Linked DNA regions of Mus musculus: region 1 is linked to region 2. Evidence: chromatin contacts called from ENCODE Hi-C or POLR2A ChIA-PET data. All regions are on one chromosome and are shown on one strand. Each heading gives the region's core, a stretch centred on a gene start or an enhancer-like site at or near the end of the contact. The rest is flanking DNA. Distances are from core to core; before and after follow the strand shown.

Region 1 (4,295 bases), core at 165-2,664, 120 kb before region 2:
AAGGACTGACCTCCACACGCTAGGTGGCACAGGTAATCCTGCACACGCCCACACAAAAAAAGATTTTTAAAAAATCCCAGAAATCGGGGCCAGTGAGATGGCTTAGAGGACTCTTGCCACCAGCCCTGAAGATCTGTCATCCAGGGGCTGGCGAGATGGCTCAGCGGTTAAAAAACACTGACTGCTCTTCCAGAGGTCCTGAGTTCAATTCCCAGCAACCACATGGTGGCTCACAACCATCTACAATGGAATCTGATGATCTCTTCTGTCATGTAGGTGTACATGAAGACAGAGCACTCATATACATAAAATAAATAAATAAATCTTTTTTTAAAAATCTGTCATCCAGGGGACACACATGGTGGGGTAGAAAGAACTGCATCCCATCCCAGAAGTTGTCCTCAGAGTGCATGCACTCTGTGTCAATGGGAGTATATACACACTCACACCAACTAAATAAATGTAATCACCCCTCCCCCCATGGAGGGCAGAGTGCCTGCTCAGCATGGACAAAACCCCGAATTTCACCCCCAGCCTTGTATTAACTTATCATAGTGGCACAGGCTAAAATGTCTGGGACCCTACCAAAAAATAAAATTCCCCATATTCAACTATGCAGAGACAAGCAAACAGGTCTCTGTGAACTTTGCTTCGGTGACATCAGCAATTGTTCACACCAACGCATTACAATGATCACATGGAATCACAATATTCATTTTGCAGGTGGGCAAGCTAAAAGTCTGGTTATCATCATCATTATTATTATTTTTAAAGATAGGTGCTCATGTAACTCAGGCTGGTTGCAAACCTCAATATATATCTAAGGGAACCTACTTTTTTTTTTTTTTTTTTTTGAGACGGTTTCTCTAGACTGGCCTTGATCTTAAGAGATTCACCTGCCTCTGCCACTCAAGTACTGGAATTAAAGGTGCGCGACACCACCGACCGGCTTCTACTTTTTTTAATGTTTAGATTTATTTTTACATGAGTGTGTGTATAAGCGCGGGGCCATAAATATATGGGTGCCACGTGTCCGCGGAGTCCAGAAGAGGGCGTCGGATTCCCTCACACTGTACTTGTGCATGGCTGTGAATCACCTAGTAGATGGTGGGAACTGAACCCGGGTCTTTTGGAGGAGCAGCCAGTGCTCGTAACGACTGAGCCATTCTCTACAGCTCCGACCTAGAGCCTGGGCGTCTCTTTGGAGCACGTTTGGACCCTCGACCTTCCTTTCCTTTTAATCGATCACACGGCTTCTTGCAGCAATTCCCTCAAAGTACCCACTTCCTCCACGCTCCGTGTTTTGATCATTGGCTGACAGCTCCAGCGACGAACTTAGTCTGTGAACTATAGCCAATGAGGCCTCTGTGTGGGCGGGCCCAAGATGAGATATCGCTTTTGATTGGTCAGCGGCACTCAGCAAATGGCGGAGGCGCTGAGGCGGGTGCTGAATGCCGGCTGCGCGGCAAGGCCAGGAGAGGATGGCGCTGCCGGGCCGCCATTGCTGTTGCTCGGCGCTCCGCGCTCTGCGCAGACGTCGCTGCTGTTTGCAGCCGCCCTTGAGGCGGCAGGGGAAGGCCGCGGGTCCGTCCTCTTCGTGACGCGAAGGCCCCTTCAGAGCCTGCCGCTCAGTACACCCACAGCGCGAGAGCATTGGCGGCTCCAGGTAAACGGAGGGCTGGACCTGGCAATGCGTTACCCAATGGCGGGCTAGTTCGCGCCTGAGTGACAGTTCGATAGGCAAATGGCAGCGTGAATCGTAGATTCACAACTAAATCGTCATAAAGCGTCTGTGGAAGTGGTGGGTGGAAGAGGCGGAGTAGGGTCGTGGGACGGGACAGTGCGGGTTTAGTTAAGATGAAGTGAAAGACCGTCCTGTGGTCGGGCGGCATTGGTGAGCATGGGTGACAAACCAAAACAAACCACCAAAAACAACAACAAAAAAATACGGACTGGGATTAACTGAACAGAGAATTTACCTAACATGCGCGAAGCCCTGGGTTCTTTCTATCCCTTTAACCAGACTTGATAATATATGCCTGGGATTCAGTTCTCAGAAGTGTCAGGCCATCCTTGGCTACAAAACGCGTTTGCGATCATCCTGGGTCACATGAGGCCCTGTATTAAAGAAAAAAAATGTTTTTTCCTTAAATAATCTTGAGCAGTGACAACTGCTGGAGAAGGGCAGGTGACAAGGGTGAAGTATTTGAGCTGGTGCTTCATCCTGGAACTTTATATATGGACCATGAGAGCCTAGACCGGAAAGTATAGAAGTGAGGTAGCCATAATAGGGAGTTTTGACCTCCTATATTAAGTCTAGCCTTTTCCTATCTTCTAGAAGGTTCGTTTCCAGTACCCATCCTCAATTCAAGAGCTTCTCCAGCTGCTGGCCTCTGCCCATGAGGCCCCAGCACCGACCCCATCCCTTCTACTCCTGGACGGCCTGGAAGAATATCTCGCAGAGGATCCCAGTGCCCAGGAAGCCGCCTACTTGGCTGCATTGCTTCTGGATACTGCTGCCTTCTTTAGCCACCGTCTTGGAGCCAATGGCAGTTGTGGGCTTGTTGTGGCCCTTGAAACCCAGAAAGAAGCAGAGGCCGATGCCCCACATCTGCCATTACTTAAGCGATATTTTCCTGCACAGTGCTGGTTGCAGCCAGATGCCCTAGGCTTGGGACAGCATTGCTGCCTTCGAGCCAGCCTAGAGTTGGGCAAACTGAGCCCTAGGACAGAGTGGTCAGTGAGTTTCTTACCCTGTGGAGAGATGAAGGTCACCCCATGGCTTGCCCAGGCTTCTAAGCTCAGCCCAGAGAAGAAAGATTCAAGTGCTGGAAGCCAGTCCTTAACTTTGGGATGTGACAACCTCCCTGGTCCTGGGTCTCCCTTGGATGGGATACTTACTTCAGAGACAGGTGCAGATTCAAAGACCTGAAAAATGTAGATTTTCTGTTTATAAACTAGCATTATTGTCATCAGGGCTGGCAAGATCCCTTGGCAACAGGCACGGTAATTTGACTGATTCCCGGGACCCTCGTGGTAGAAAGAACTGACTCCTGCAAGTTGTCTTCTGACCTCCACATTTGGGTGGAAACACACAGCCCTCCACACTAATGATAAATTAGTAATGAGACCTTTAAGATAAGTAAGGCCAGCAGAGCCTTCCTTTGCCCACTCACCGTTGTCAATGAGATTCAGCCATGTTTCCTAGTGCAGGTCTTTTTATCTGCTGCATTTTTTATCCAGGCAGGCTCTCTAAGTCAGGCCAGCCTCAAACTAGATCCTTAGCTGAGGCTGTCCTTGAACTCCTGATCCTACAGCCTCATCTCTTGAGGGCGGGGCCTATCGAGTATGCTCCTGTTCTTGGCTCCTCTTGCACATTCCTTGGGTGCCCGTATCCCAGTTACCTCTATGTGTTGGCTTACGTAGTCATCCACATGACCTTGCACATGTATTTAGGGTGTACAGTTCGGAGTGGATCCACTCCACATAGAGTATGCACACATTTAGCTTGCTTAGGACAGGCCAGCTTAGGGAGGGAGAGGTGGGAGATCACAAGTGCAAGGCTATCCTTGGCTACATAAGGTGTGGGAAGCGATGCTGGCTCACACTGGACCCTGTCTCCAAAACCCAAAGTGGGCCAGGTGTGATGGCACAGGCCTTTAGTCCTAGCACAGAGGCAGGTAGATCTGTACGTATGTGTTTAAGAACAGCCTGCTCTACGTGGCAAGTTCCAGACCAACCAGGGCTACATAGACCCTGCCTCAAAGACAAAAACAAACTAGGGAGCTGGAGGAGAGCCCCGTGGTTGGGAATCCTCTCACTGTGACAGCCTTGGTTCTCTATCTGTCTGAGTCATTTCCACTCCCGTGAAAAACCCTCACCCATATTCCTGAACATAAGCCTAGTAAAGCTCTATTGGTTCACCACATTGGACTCTGGTGGTCTGTGTACTTGGGTTTTCTGTCCGGCAGGAGATCAACAGTGGATATGACACTAAGTTTTGGAGCAGTGTGTATTGACAGCTAGTGACATATACACTGACCATTATGTCTGTCTTCATGTCGCCAGATCCAAAAATTCAGTGCTAGCTGTTTATTTCCATGTCCTAGGTCCAGGCAGAGATGGGGTCCCAGGCCATGGCAGAGGCCTAACATGCAGGAAGCTCTAGTACAGTGCCTGGCACCCCTGAGCTGGGCATGGCACCTCTGAGCTGGGCGTGGTGGAGCATGCCTGGAGCCCCAGCACTGGGGAGGGAAAGACTGAAGCATCGGGAGGTCAAGGTCACCTTCAGCTAC
Region 2 (4,106 bases), core at 44-2,543:
ACACCTGCACTGTGAGACAGCAGGAGTAACCTCTATTGGAAATGCTCCACCTTCTAGCTGTTCTTAAGGGCATGGGGTTTTTACTCTTGGGCACTTCTGCTGTCCTTGTCTCTTCCTGGAGGACACTGAGAGAGACATGCTTGAGTCTCAAACAGGAGAGGCCATCTACACTTTCAGAGCCTGCTTCTCAGTGTGGCAAGCTGCACATGACAGTTTACCAATAGGTCTGACAACTACAGCGTGGTGAACCATTCATGGTCTTAGTCTGATCCCTAGAGGGCACGTGGTAGAAGAGGACTAGCTCTGCAAAGCTGTCTTCCCACCTCCTTATGTGGGCCTACATACACCACACACGCACACATACACAAGAATAAAAGTGCCCTCACACCAAGCCTGGCACATGCCTTTAGTCCCAGCACTCAGGATGCACACAAGTAACCCTGACAAGGTTGTTGAAACAGGTGGCTGGGTTAAGGCTGCTTTCTTGTTGAGGATCCGGGTTTGGTTCCCACAACCTACATGGTGGTTCACAATGGTGGTTTCTGGGGATCCGACACCCTTTTCTGACCTCTGCAGGTAGTTCATGCACGTGGTACACATATATCCACGAAGGCAAGGCACTCATACGCAGAAAATCAGAGTGCCCAGCACCTTTGGAGGTTTACACCTGAGAGCCAGCCCCAGGCCAGGCCAGTGGAGGCGGGTCGACTCTTCAGACGGGCCAGTCGGAGCTTCCGAAGGCGGGCAGAGGGGTGGGGCACAGGCTTGCATTGGGTAGTCAATGGGTCGGAGGCGGAGCCGCGAGGAGGCGCGTGAGGGGTCTGGGTTGCCTAAGCCCGAGACCGAGGGCCGCCAGGCGGCCCGGGGGTGGGGCTTCACGCTCCGGGGGCGGGGCCGCTGCCCTTTTCGTCCCTCCCCCGGCTTCTTCTCTCCCTCCCTCCCTCTCCCGGCCCCGCGCCCCCTTACCCGTGGCGACCGCTACGCTGGCCACGCTCCAGCGAAATGAGGTAGGCGGCAAGTTTGGCGTCGCTCCAGCCGCTGCGGCGTCTCAGGTCCACCCAGGGGCCGTGCGCCTCGCCCAGGTACACGCGCCGCACGTCGTACTTCTTCCGGGACTCGAGCCGCCTCCGGGCCCGGTCCGACTCGGTGAGCCGCGGCCGGCCCCGCGCCTTTCTGCCTGCCGCGCCTTCCTCTGCCGCCGCCTCCCCGCCTGCGCCCGCCTCCGCCTCCGCCCCGGGCTCTGGAGCCCGCTCCGCCATCCCCCCCTCCCTGGTTACCGGCCTCCCCCGTTGTTAGGAGCCTCGACCGGAAGTGGCGCGCCTAGTCTGCGCCGCCGGGAGATTTCTCACAGGGTCTTCTCTGCCCGCGGCGCCAAACGGGGACAACTAGCCATAGCTGCGCATGCGCGTAGTCCGTCCGGCCCAGGCCATGGAAGTGCGTTCTGTTGACAAGTCAGTTATTTGGGAGGTAGAGGCACTGGGTACTGAAACTCAGGTAATCCTTGCCTCTCTATTGAATTCTTCGGCAATGTGATTAAAGATTTTTTCAAAAGGGCTGGAGAAATGGCTCACTGGTTAAGGGCACTCACTGCTTTTCCAGAGGACCTGCGCTCAAATTCAGCACCTACATGGCAGCTAGAACTGTCTGTAATTCCAAGATCTACCATTCTCACATAAACATATATACATGCAGAACACCAATGCACATAAAATAAAGGTAAATACATTTAAAAGATGTTTTTAAAGGCCAACAAGTCGGCTCTGCAGGTAAGGTGATGGCTGGCATACTTGACAATCTGAGTTACATTTCCGAGATTCACAGGGTCATATATCGGAACAGACTCCAGCAAATGGTCTTCTGACCTCCACACATCCCTCCCATACCATAAATATATAAATGGATTTTTTTTTTTTTTTTTGGTTTTTCGAGACAAGGTTTCTCTGTGTAGCCCTGGCTGTCCTGGAACTCACTCTGTAGACCAGGCTGGCCTCGAACTCAGAAATCTGTCTGCCTGCCTCCCGAGTGCTGGGATTAAAGGCGTGTGCCACCACGCCCATCTATAAATGGAATTTTTGAAAAGACAAGTTTAAAAAAGGGTCCCAAGGTGGTAAACCCAAAAGAGCCCATGCAGAACATACGAAGGGAAGCCACAGGGCCAGGGAAGAGGTTTTGATTTTTTTATTTTCTCCATATTATTTCATACCAGCCCAGTCTTTTCTCCTCATGCCAGCTCTATCTGACTCAACTTTGCCCCTGCTGCTGCTCTGCCTGAATGGTCTCATCATCTTCCTCAGGCCCCTTGGGAGGACTGTGGGGAGGGGACTGTCCCTCCAGCCTTGAAGTTGTCAGGAGCTCCCCCGTGGACCTGGCCAGGCGGAATACCACTGGGATCTGTGCCAGGGTTGGGTTGGTCTCCTGCAAGCCTTGGATCCACTTGATCAATGTTGCCTGATCATGGGCACCAGCCATGCACATGGCGAAGACAGGGCCTTCTGTCACTGTTAGGAGAAGAGTTTGTGTCTCACCACTGTGACGTACTCTGAGCACCTCCATGAGTTCACAGCCAGCTCCCTGTGCCACATAAATGTTCTACATTTCCCTTGGCCATGCCACCCGCTGCTCAGATACTATCAAGAGACTAAGTTTGAGCCCTAACTTGGAGGCTACCATGTGCCTCCTCCCAACTCCCCACATATAACTTGACTGTTCCCTGCTGACCTGAGGCTTGCGCGTATTCTGGTCACATCACTAGTCAGTATAGAATGCTCCTTAAAAGATAGTACAAAGGGGAGAGGGAGTAGCCAAGGAGAGGTACCCTGGGGGGCATATGACCCCTCATCCTGTGGAGCGTGGACAAATGGCCACCACACAGATGTGCTGTGTTGAGACCTGCTTTTACCTTCATCCACGTCAAACTCATAGTCGTCCCAACCACTCCTTGAATATTCCAGGTCCAGCTTCTGTGGGTAGTACAGCTCCCATTCTTCTGGGATCTCCTCTACTTTCTACCTCAGGCAAGAGAGCAGGCAGGATTAGAGGCCAGAACACAAAACCTGTCCCTCAGCTGAGCCTTCAGGACAGTGCCAGCCCCACCCCCAACACAGAATCTGTAGTTCTGGCTAATCTGGAAGTTGCTGTGTAGACCAAGCTGGCCTTAAACTCAGAGAGCTCGGCCTGCCTTGCCTTTTTTTTTTTTTTTTTTTTTTTTGGGTAAACATTTATGCATACCCCTGTGTAATTCAGAGGACAACTTGTAGGAGTGAGATCTCTCCTTCTACATGGGCCCTGGGGGTCAAACTCAGGTGGTCTGGCTTGGCAGCAAATGCTTTGGCCAGTAACTCACCTCTTCCTCAGGAGGTGGCAGGTCAGCTCTTAGGATGTGATAGTAGACACACTTATTACGAAGCCAGAGAGGGAAGGGGCCCTCAACAAAAACAGGCCTGGATGGGTTGTGGCGGGCCAGGGCAGCTTGCTGATCTGGACTCTGGATTCCTGGTGTAGAGATGAGAACCTGTTGGTGCCTTAGCAGCAAAAGGCCCAGGAGCTCATTTAGTGGGCCCAGAGGGATCCAGCAGAAACTGGGATAGGCTGGGGCCTTACCTACAATGTGAGGCTGTGTGGGATCTTCCATGCCTGTCGAGTCACTGGGCAAAGACATCTGCAAAGAAGAGCAGGGCGGTGACTCCCCAACCTCTACAGGGGAGCCTAAGAGCAAAGGGAGGGAAGGGGTGCTTCCTGGGCGACTGCACCACGTCTTTACAAGTAGCCTTTCTCTGCTTCTTTGTAGCCAGCTTGACCAGAGTGCCAACACTGAGAGTTTACCCAGAAGCCATCAGCCTAAGTTCAGCCTGCAGTGAGCTAATCCAAGTCACTGTACCTACATAGCTCAGTTTATCCATGCGCAAAAATGGCAGTGACAGAAAGTAACAGTTCTTCAGATGGTATCAAGAGCTTGACTCGGCTGGGGAGTGCTTGCCTAGCATACAGCATAAAGCCAAGTTTCTCTCTTTTGTCACTCACTAGGAATGGAACCACAAGCCTTGAACAAGGAAAGCAGGTGTCCTACCACTGAGCCATACCCCCAGCTCCATCCCAACAGGGAATAA

The links. Hi-C counts contacts between places; a loop is a spot of excess contacts on that map. ChIA-PET counts read pairs that join two places held with the same protein, here RNA polymerase II (POLR2A).
Region 1: a map of gastrocnemius shows a loop between it and region 2 (2.2-fold over the local background). The contact joins the promoter of Swsap1 here to the promoter of Zfp653 in region 2. A Hi-C loop is called at or near these places in 1 of 37 maps with a recorded cell type or tissue (gastrocnemius). POLR2A ChIA-PET finds 5 or more read pairs at or near these places in 2 of 5 experiments (Patski and embryonic stem cell).

What each region holds. Positions count from the first base shown.
Region 1 is chr9:21,954,339-21,958,633 of GRCm38, forward strand. It overlaps Swsap1 (SWIM type zinc finger 7 associated protein 1), which reads left to right and starts at 1,415. Exons shown (of 2, transcript NM_025870.1): 1 at 1,415-1,666; 2 at 2,339-3,932. The coding sequence starts at 1,424. The coding sequence ends at 2,932. Gm45914 (predicted gene, 45914) reads right to left here and starts at 1,668. Exons shown (of 1, transcript NR_132099.1): 1 at 946-1,668.
Region 2 is chr9:22,070,083-22,074,188 of GRCm38, forward strand. Zfp653 (zinc finger protein 653) reads right to left here and starts at 1,294. Exons shown (of 9, transcript NM_177318.3): 1 at 967-1,294. The coding sequence starts at 1,259. It overlaps Ecsit (ECSIT signalling integrator), which reads right to left. Exons shown (of 9, transcript NM_001253897.1): 6 at 3,601-3,658; 7 at 3,344-3,492; 8 at 2,900-3,005; 9 at 2,164-2,498. The coding sequence ends at 2,242. Gm16845 (predicted gene, 16845) reads left to right here and starts at 920. Exons shown (of 3, transcript NR_040407.1): 1 at 920-1,082.